Regions from separate parts of the Mus musculus genome. Here region 2 is linked to region 1. A link is a loop called in an ENCODE intact Hi-C map of the cell type or tissue named here. Cell type or tissue: left cerebral cortex. All regions are shown on one strand.

Region 1 (5,000 bases):
GACCTGCATGGCATATCTAGTGTTAAAATAACACTAACTCCTAAGATAACTCCTGTATTTGTTAGAATATTAAAATAGGAGACTTCTAACATCTTGTGCCATCAATAGCTACGGACAGGATCTCCAAAAGTGAAGTCATAGCGCCCCCTCAAGGTCTTATGCGTAGTGGCTCCACTCATGTCTAATCCCAGCAAAAGCCTCACAAAGGGCAGAGTTAAGCCAGATGGATGGCCTAGTACCAATGGAGGAGCCTTATCCAGAAAGCTAAAAAGAGACAACCAACCTCAAAATGGTGGTTCATGCTCACAACGCCAGCACTTGGGAGGCGGAGGCAGGAGAACTGTGAATTCAAGGACAGCCTGGGCTACACAGCAAGTTCAAGGCCTGTCTACATTATGTGACACCCTGTTTCAAGAAAAAGACTTAAATTTTAGGTGCAGCATAGTGGGGATAATTCCTATAATGGGCATTTTGAAGACAGTTTGGGCTACATGAGACATTGTTTCAAATACAAAATCAAGGCCAAGGAGATGGCTCAGAAGTAGAGTGTCCCAGGAATCTACTAGGGACTAGGAGCAAGGCTCAATGATGGAGTCTTGCATAGCATATGGGGAGTTCTTCTCTATTACAACAGATAAGATACAATAAATGGATTTTGGAGCCCTTTGTCTCATTTTGGGGTCAGAGATGCTCAACCTCTCTCAGGACATGGTCTTTACATTGCTACCATTAGGAATTTTGAATTATATTTATACCCAGATTGCCCACAGATCCAAAACCACTAGCCCAGCACCACATCCTAGGAGCTATGATGACATCACAAGCCCAGCAGGAATGCTCCACTTTAGAGGCAGCCCATTATCAGTCCTGAACTCAACACTGCCCCTTCCTACCCGTGAGACACCCACCTCCAGCATGCTCTCCCAGCTGCTCTCTCCAGGTTTCAATGACGAGGGAGAAGGTGCCCTGGTTGGACAGAGAAGAACGAAGAGAGGAAGCCGGTGGTCAGGGAAGCTCACTGACCTCCAGAACACAGCACGGAGTCTGGAAGCCAGCTCTGGGACTGAGCTACGGAGCATTCCCAGAAGGAGCTGCCCCGGGAGCCAGGAGCATTTTGGTCTCATTCTGGATACGCCATTGTGCCAAGTGTGTTTGCACATACCTGTAATCCCAGCGCTCAGGAGGCTGAGATAGGAGGGTTTCAAATATGAGGTTAGTTTGGGGTATCTAGCAAGACCCTGTCCAAAAGGACATACTAAGGTGTTCCCATCTACAGGTGAGGAAATAAAATATGGAAAAAGTTCCCAACAATGTCTACATTTCAAATACGGGCCCTGATTCTTTTTGAGATGTGCAGGGTACAGGGATGGGGACCAGGATTCAGTAAGTGACCTGATGTCCCAACCAAAAGAACTAAGGCTGGAAACATGAGAGATTAGGTGACCTCAAGAAAGTGCTTGAGAGGAGCCCCAGGTCCAAAGAAGAGATCTAGAATAAAGACAAAGACCCCAACTCGACTTGCTATTGCACCCCATAACTCCAGCACTTGGGAGATGGGAGTGAGTGAAGACAGGAGGATCAGGAACTCACGACCAGATTTAGCTACATAGTGAACTCAGAGACAGCCAGGCTTGTCTCTAAAAATACAAAACAAAATACAAACAATAACAACAAAACAGGATGAGAAGAGGATTCACTGGGTAAAAAACACTTACTGAAAACCTTAGTCCAACCCCCTGGGTCCCACATGGTAAATAAAGGGCAGAACTGAAATTGTCCACATATCGCTGTAAAGCGTATTCGTGAGTATAACACACACACACACACACACACACACACACACACACACACACACACACACAACCACAAAAAGATGAGAAGCCCAGTTTTAAGACATCCCTGAAGAGAATAGCGGAGGGGGTCTGGGAATGTGGGTTTCGGAGAGGAGGGGGTAGTAAAGGCTCTGGGGCACGGGATGGTGTCGGGAGCTGGGGGGGGACAGAAAGAGGTGGAGGTTGGACTCACCGGCCAAGCATCGCGGAAGGGCACACGTACGAGGCCATCAGGCAGCGGCAGGGCAGCCGCTGACTCTCCGGGGTGCTCCGTATAGACCGGGACGCTCGTGCTCAGTGCTGCGCCCAGGGCGCACAGGGACTCGGTGGCCTCCTGGGAGACTCCGGGCTTCAGGCAGACCCTGAAGAAGAGGCGGCAAGGGCCTCGGGCGTTGCAGGGGGAGCGTGGGGTCCCGAGGCCTGGGCCTGGCCCGAAAGAATGAATTTGTAGCTCGAAGACACCAGCTGGCAGTGCCTGGGACAGAGAGGGCCACAAGGTTAAGGGACCTAGGTATCTGTGTGCCCCATGAAAGTCTCTAAGACCTCCAGGTCTCGGCCCAACCCCATCTGTTCCTTTCCTTTCTGTATCTGACCTGAGGAAGAAGAAAAGCCAGGATCAGCGTCTGGGAAAGCGGAGACACCTGCAGAGAGACCATTGCTTTGGGGGACAGGATGGGGAAATAGTCTCAGGAGTCGCAGCTGCTGGATGCCGGAGTCTTATATTTGAGGGGACGCTCCGCCCCTTCAGGCCAGTCTTTTAGCTACCGGCCGAGAGGGGTCCCAGGGAAAGGGATACAGTAACTCTATGTGGGCGACTTGGTGAGGTTCATCCTGAGTGTGATTGCATGCGCCAATCTGAAAGCGGCAGGGGTTAATTTCTAAGATACTGTGCGTACTGAAGTGGGAGAACGGAAATACAGGTGCATTCCTCTCTATCATGTATGTACTTATGTGAGCTCCTGTCCGCTGTGGAGGACCCTATGAACCCATGAGTGCAGTGAATGCGTCTCCAGCCGGCTGTGTGTGAGGTTGTGTTTCGGAGCCCCACAGAGGAGGCGGTGAGGAAGAATCCTGAGTTCTTTGTGTGGACCCCTGTGTGTTTGTGGAAGACCTCTCGTGTGTATGCATGTGTGTTTCCCCTTCTTAAAACAAAGCCCCCCCTCCGCGAAGCCAGTATCGCCACCAGACGCCAGGCTAGGATCCTGGTCTTGGAGGGGCCTCCCAGCTGTATGTAAATGTCGCCATCTGCCGGGCGGCCGTGCCCCTCCCCCTTGGGCCGCAGCTGGGCCTCCCATTTGGGCTCAGGAAGGTGTGAGAGGCAAACGGACAGGAAATTAGTCTTCAGTCTTCGGGCACCAGGGCCCCACTCTCCACCCCAGATGAATGGAGCTGCTCATCCCACCCCGGGGGGCGAGGAGGTGGGATTTCGCAGGATCCAGGCAAGTAAAACAATTTAGGTGCAGGTGCCCAGGCTAGTGTGCTGAAGTCAGACGGTGAGCAAGGCTGCAGAAACAGAGGAAACCCACTCCCCACCCCCAGTAAATACTAAGTTAATACTCAGAGCTAGTAATTTTAGGGAAAATATAAGTTGCTCCTATATCCACATTTGTCTTGTAGAGGGGAGACGGCTATAGTCCCACTAAATGTTTAGTCGAAAAAGAGGCGTGGGTGGGCATGGCAGACCTGTAATCCCAGCAGTGCAGAAGCAGGACAAACAAGAGAAAGAAGCCAGCCTAGACGACATAAAGCCTTTCTCAAAACCAATACAGGAAAATACCACAAAACCCTACCACACCTGGTTTTGCTTCACCACGAGGCAAGGTGGTATTTCCAGAGCTCTGAATCACAAATAAAGCAGACTTTAAGGGATTTCTGAAAGTCTTAGCTGTTTAGGACTTTGTTACGCACAGAAACAGAGCCCCTGCTAAGGCCTGGGGTGTGAGGAGGATCCTGGAGCAAACACATTGTGAACAGCAAAGGCTGAGGCCCTGGGACGATCATGCCTGCCCGACCAGCCATCCCAGGAGCTTTTCCTCTCACTGTAGACTCTGCTGGCACACACCTTCCAAAGAGGCGCTCCAGATCATTCCATCCGGTCTAAAACAGCATCTTCCAGCTGGTGAGATGACTTAGGCAGGGCACTTTCTGCCAAGCCTGTTTTCACCCGTGGATCCACATGGCCAGGAACTACCCCCACCACTCTTCTCTTACCGGATGCCCATGCCTACTCTGCCCCCAGACATATAAAAATATAAAACAAACAAACACCTCTAAGGCCCCAAACCACTGCTTCTCTCCTCAGTTCTCTTTCCTGTGAACACTCCTTATGCCTGTTAGGTTAGCACTCCGGCTGAGCTACCACCCCAGCCCTTGCCTAGTCTGAGACAGAGTGGCCAGCCCAAAACCCTCCACACTCCTGCCTGCCTGTTTCCCGAATAGCTAGAATTATAGTCTTATGTGTTCCCCTTTTCTCTGCCCCCATTTTTTATCTCTATCCCCCCACAACTGCCTGCCTTACATCTCCCCTGAGGGAACAGTAGGACACTGCTTCCTAGCAGCCTTGTTCACTACTGTCTTGGGGTGTGAGGAGGGGACATGACTATACACACAAACGACTCCACACAGAGAGCCCTGGAGAACAGGGCATTTGGGGTTAAATGCTTCCCGCCTCATCATATGAGCACTGTCTCAGGGCTCCTGCACCTATGTTCAATTCTCTCCTCCAGTGGGAGTGACACGAGACAGGGCTGAGGTAGCAGACTTAAGTCACATTTCAAATCCATTCTAGAAGACTGTAGGGGTACATGTTTATAACCACAGTACTCAAGAGGCTGAGGCAGGAGGGCCAATTAAGTGCAAAGCCAATTTGAGCTACATAGCAAGATCATCTCAGACATGAGGGCCCCTCCCTCAGAGGGCTCTGAGGGACCCCAACTCCAAAAACCACGTTCCCTCCACCCACAACCCATTCCACCCAGGATCCTATCCCTACAGCAAGCTTTGGTCCACTGTTGTTCTTTTAATCCCAGCACTGAAGGGAGAAGAGGCAGGCAGTTCTCTGTGAGTTGGAGTCCAACCTGGTCTACTGAAAGAATTCCAGGCAGCAAGTTATACAGTGAAACCTGTCCTGGAAGAAGGAAAAAAGAGAAGGGAGTCCTCAAAATCTGC
Region 2 (5,000 bases), 120 kb before region 1:
GACAGCCTGATCTACACAGTGAGTTTCAGGACAGCCAGAGCTACACAAAAACCCTGTCTCAAGGAAAAAGAAAAAAGGATGGGTAGAGTTCCTGAAGGATTGTCGCTTCACACTGTCCTCTGGCTTCCACACAGACAAAACAATGTCCCCCAAATGTAGTTTTTTGCCCTAGCCCCATCCAGTATTGGGTGTTGGGCCTAGGGCTTCTTGAAAGGCTAGGCAGGTGTGCTAACACTGAGTTACAGTGAGCTTATGTTCTTTGTGGCAGTATAGGATCCCATATTTCAAGTACTGGTCCATTGCAAATGCCATGAGCTCTGTTCCTTTGTCTCTAACTACCCTGGATGCGGGATTTTTACCTGTGTTGGGAGCCTGGGCTTGTGGGTCAGATAAATTGGGATCTTAAAGCTTTGCTGCTTATGAATAACCGTGGCTCATGACTTGTCTCTGGGACCATTTATTCATCTGGGCTATAGACATAATGATAGTTATTTCAAAGCAGGGTTTTGATTGCTGGTATGAGAACCTGCTACAGGAGGGGCGCAAGCACGGTGTTAGCAACTGTGCTGGAGCACCAGTGTGTGCTCACAGATGTTTGCTTAATTTTAGGATGGTCTGGTCTACGCAGTTGAGTTCTCCCACCGCTCTGGCCGTGACCTCATCAACTTGGCCAAGAAGAGGACTAACATTATTCCTGTAATTGAAGATGCTCGACACCCACACAAATACCGCATGCTTATCGGTGAGGGCCCGGGAGTGGCCCCGGGGAGGATGCTGATGGAGCCTGACTTAGGTGGAGTTAGAGTGGCGAGCAGGCCTCTTCACTGCGGCAGTGTGAGGACCTGCAGGTGGAGATTGTGTCCAGGATCAGTTTTGTTCCCCTCTAACACTTGGCGCCTTTTTTACACTGCCCTGGTTTGTGTTTTAAAGCCATTGTCTGATGAGATTCCAGCCCTGACCACAGCAAGTATAACCCAATGGCTTTGTTTTTTAAAAACACCTCTAAGGTCTAGTATAAAAGTAGAGAGGGTGTGAGTTCTCCCAGAGGTACTCGGTACTTGTCATTGCTTTTCCAAATCCTTAAAGGGCGTTTTCACTCCATCACACTCTTTGTTGTAGTTTTAAGTCACGCTACCTTAAAGCATTACCTTTCCATTGCACTGTTTGGTTTGGTTTGGTTTGGTTTTTATGGGGTTTTGGTTGTTTGGTTTGGTTTTTTATGGGGTTTGGCTTTGTTTTTGGTTTTTTTCCTGTGCATTTTCTCAGTGCACCTCTGGTCCTTGTCATCTGACAGCCCTGCCCACGACTCGTCTTTAACTGCTCACATTTACTTGTCTTTTTGATGACATGTCTGTCTCCCCCCAGACCCGGGAGGATCTCGAGGGCAGGGTCCGGGTCTGACTCGTCTCTGTGTCCCCCACGCCCAGCCCAGGGCTGGCCACAGAGTAGGTGGCAACCATTGGTTTACAACAGGAGTGGATGAGTGATGTGACTTTCGTGTTCTGGATCCACCTTTGGGGTGCTTTGGAGGGAGGCTGTGTGGTGGGGGGTAAGACTGGAGGCAAGAGAGTCCCAGGAACCTGGTGGTGAAGGAGCACAGGCCCTGTTGGGAGGCTCTGGGGAGCTCTCTGCTGCCTTGTTTGTAGTAACCGCTGTCCCTTTTTTCCTTAGCAATGGTGGATGTCATCTTTGCCGATGTGGCCCAGCCAGACCAAACCCGAATTGTGGCCCTGAACGCCCACACCTTCCTGCGGAATGGAGGACACTTTGTGATTTCCATTAAGGTATGGGTCTTGCCATGTAAGGTTGAGTAACCCTAGAGTGTGGTGTGGGTGCTTTGTCTCTGTGGCTGAGCAGGTTATGGCGCCTTAGCCTATCTGACTTGTTTATTAGTCCTCCTTATGGCTGAAATAAAGACTGATAGCTGCTAAGCATTTGGAGCAGATTGTGGGGTACAATATTAACTGCAGCAGGTACATTTTTCAAAACATTTTAATTTTAAATAGGGAAAACTCTCGCGCATCCTCACCATGTTCAAAACTGGCCAACCTATTGCTACACTTGTTTTTGGGTTTTTTTTTTGTTTTGTTTTGTTTTTGTTTTTTCAAGACAGAGTTTTCTCTGTATAGCCCTGGCTGTCCTGGAACTCAACTCTGTAGACCAGGCTGCTATTGCTACATTTGTTCTGTTTTTGCCAGCTGGGCTTCCAGGATATGGAAGAAAATTCCTGACCTTAAACACTGCCTTAGATAAATGAAATAACCTGTTTCCAATGTGAGCCAAATTAAAACTTCTTTAATGAAGTTAGAAAATTGGGAAAGCCTGGGTCTCCAAATCTGTAACTTAGTCCTGACTCCTTTCTAGGCCAACTGCATTGACTCCACTGCGTCAGCAGAGGCTGTGTTTGCATCTGAAGTGAAGAAGATGCAGCAGGAGAACATGAAGCCGCAGGAGCAGCTGACGCTAGAGCCTTATGAGCGAGACCACGCCGTGGTTGTCGGTGTGTACAGGTGAGTGTCACAACAGACCTCTCCCTTACCTGTGGCCCTGAGAAGCCAAAAGTGGTTACAACTCGACCCCCTCTGATTTCCTCACAGGCCACCTCCCAAGGTGAAGAACTGAAACTCAGAGCTGTCTGGATTGAAGAGATGTGTGTTGTTACTGTTGCACGTGTGGCTTGTGATTTTTTGGGGGCGGGGGAGTTGTTTTGTTTTTCTATTAAAAGACTCATCTGTCTCCCCTGTCTGGTGCCTATTGCTAAGTGGCCTCGAGACGCATGCGCCCTTGATCAACTTTGTGTGCTTCGGGGGGTGGTGCCTGGAAAGTTTCATCCGGTCACATGGTGCATGCTCCATTGGTGGCTGCTCCGCACGTGCGCGGCTCAGCACCCTTAAGGCGCAGGCGCACTGTGCTCCGCTAGGTCACGTGAATGATGTGGGGGCGGAGCCGGGGCAGGGGGGCCGGTTTGTTGTGGTCGCCATTTTGCTGGTTGCATTACTGGGTAATCGGGGCCCTGGCTCGCCGCGTCCACCGGACACCCTCAGCCAGTGGGCAGGTCTGAGCTCGGGCTCCCCGAGCAGTTTGAATCCCCTTACCCACGCCCTCAGGTAAGGGTGCTGCGACGGGCGGGGCGGCACGCTTGGGTGGGGGGCAGGCCGGGAACCGCCCTGCCCGTCCCCGCGAGATTTAGCAAGGGAAAGGAGGGGGCTTTGGGCCGTTGCAGCGGAGTCCGGCTCTTCATAGCTGGATTCCTGGAAGAGGCTGAGCCCGAGGGAGCCGTCCTGAGAGGGAGTCGGGGAGGGGGCAGCCAGGCCCCACTCCCGCCCTTTGTTTGGGCTCGGCTGCGCTGGCCGCTTCGCTGTCGCCTAGCAACAGCTGCCCTGAGTGCTAATTGGTTAAGCTCTTGGCAGCAACAACCAATGGCGCGGTTGTTGCCATGGGAGGTGCGGCCTGCCGGGCTCTCTTGGGCCCCGCCCGCCGGGACTCCACTGGCCGGGGCGGGCCTGCCGGGTGGGGGGCGGGACGCCAGGGTCCCTGGGGGCGGGTGGCCACGCGGGGCGGGGCTGGGCCGTAGGGCGAGGGTTAACCCGCCCCTCCCCCGTCCACCTGCTGTCCCCTTCCCCCGCGTGCCCTGGTCTGACCCTCGTCCCCTCCTTTCCCCGCCCCTCCCCCTCGGTGGCAGTGGCGGCGGCTGCTGTTGTCACCCACCGGGCCGCCTGTCCCGCTTGCCCTCACCGCCGCGGGGCTGGCTAGGCTAGCCGGGCCGGGGACAGGCGGCCACCTCCTCATCGCCGCCGCCACCACCACCGCCGCCATGCTGGCCGCTCGCCCACCGCACTGGGGTCCCCATCGCGCTCCAGCCCCCCGTGGGCCCAGCGCCATCCCTGACCCGGGTAGGGGTGGGAGCTGTAAGAGCTGGTCCTAGTGTGGGAGGGCTCGGGAAGAGGTTGTTTATCTGTGAAGCCCCAATAAAGGGGACCTGGAGTGGCAAGACATAGCATAGAAGGGGATCTGACAAGGGGGAGGCTCCTAAGAAGGGGATTTTGTTCCGAAGGACACTTTTAGTGAGTGAAGTCTTGTGCGATATTTAGGGATTTGGCTGTCAGGCCCTTCTAGGAATAGGCTCAATTGTGGAATGACCCAGCGTAGAAATAGAGGAGCTAGCAAGGACCTCAGGGTAAAGAAGAAAAAGACCGTGACTCTTAGATGTTGAAAAATGACACCTCTCCCTTGTTTTCCTGAGGAGTAGGGGTCTTGGAGTAATGGGGGAATCCTAGTGGGATAAATATAGACTGCTTAAAAGAAGGATCTCTGGTTCCAGAGACCTCATATAGGGAGCAGGGAGCGGTCTTGGAGTATGGAGTCGGTCCCAGGGGAAAGTGCCGAGGTGGTTGAAACATCTATAGCTTGCATGTAAAGGAGTTCTCAGATAACCTTGGGTTTGCTGGGAGGTCCATAAGGACTGCTATGTTCTTTAGAATAGAAAGAAACTAGTGGGTAGACTGGGCTTGAAATTGGGCCCTTGGTGTTGAGGGAAGACGGTGTGAGGGCGGGGCCTTATCTGAGGGACTCAGGCTGGCCACCAGTAAAATTTTGAAGGACTGAGTTCTACTGCCCAGACTCTACACGGTTTCTGCCTTCTTTTGCTCTCCTAATTCCTGGCCTCTTTCTATCCCTCCTGCCCTGGCCTTGTACCCACCCTCTCCCACCCCTGTCTGGCTCTGATGGCTCCCTTTTACATCTCTGGATGTGATGCTTCATTCATTTTTTTTGGCTCCTCATTTGTTGAGAGACACGCTGTGCTAACCCACTTGCTACCCTTTCTGTTTGTACATGGCTACCTGGTGCTGGTGCTCTGCCCTGTCCCCTGTCTCCCCCTGGTCCTGCCCCTAACTCATACCCACCTCTTCTGACTGACCCTGACCTACATGCCTTCTTGTTCCATGTTGTCTTCCCACTTCCTACCTGCTCTCAGGTCTCAGCGGCGGTGGCAGCCGAGG

The links. Peaks named below come from ENCODE experiments on the same cell type or tissue, not always from the same donor. Only the 100,000 strongest peaks of a DNase experiment are listed, where the experiment ranks them.
Region 2: a loop joins it to region 1, with 2.1 times the contacts of the local background. A loop is called at or near these places in 2 of 42 quality-filtered maps.

Annotation. Positions count from the first base shown.
Region 1 is chr7:28,299,259-28,304,258 of GRCm38, forward strand. Dll3 (delta like canonical Notch ligand 3) reads right to left here and starts at 2,527. Exons shown (of 9, transcript NM_007866.2): 1 at 2,426-2,527; 2 at 2,026-2,307; 3 at 909-966. The coding sequence starts at 2,488. In left cerebral cortex, CTCF peaks have their summits at 152 and 3,084 (motif pointing left); DNase peaks (open chromatin) are centred at 148 and 3,102.
Region 2 is chr7:28,176,534-28,181,533 of GRCm38, forward strand. Fbl (fibrillarin) reads left to right here. Exons shown (of 9, transcript NM_007991.3): 6 at 610-742; 7 at 1,672-1,784; 8 at 2,365-2,510; 9 at 2,598-2,736. The coding sequence ends at 2,622. Dyrk1b (dual-specificity tyrosine-(Y)-phosphorylation regulated kinase 1b) reads left to right here and starts at 3,783. Exons shown (of 11, transcript NM_001271370.1): 1 at 3,783-3,893; 2 at 4,976-5,000. The coding sequence starts at 3,815. In left cerebral cortex, no CTCF peak of the experiment used is centred here; DNase peaks (open chromatin) are centred at 2,875, 3,402 and 4,402; H3K4me3 peaks cover 1,762 bases; H3K27ac peaks cover 1,902 bases.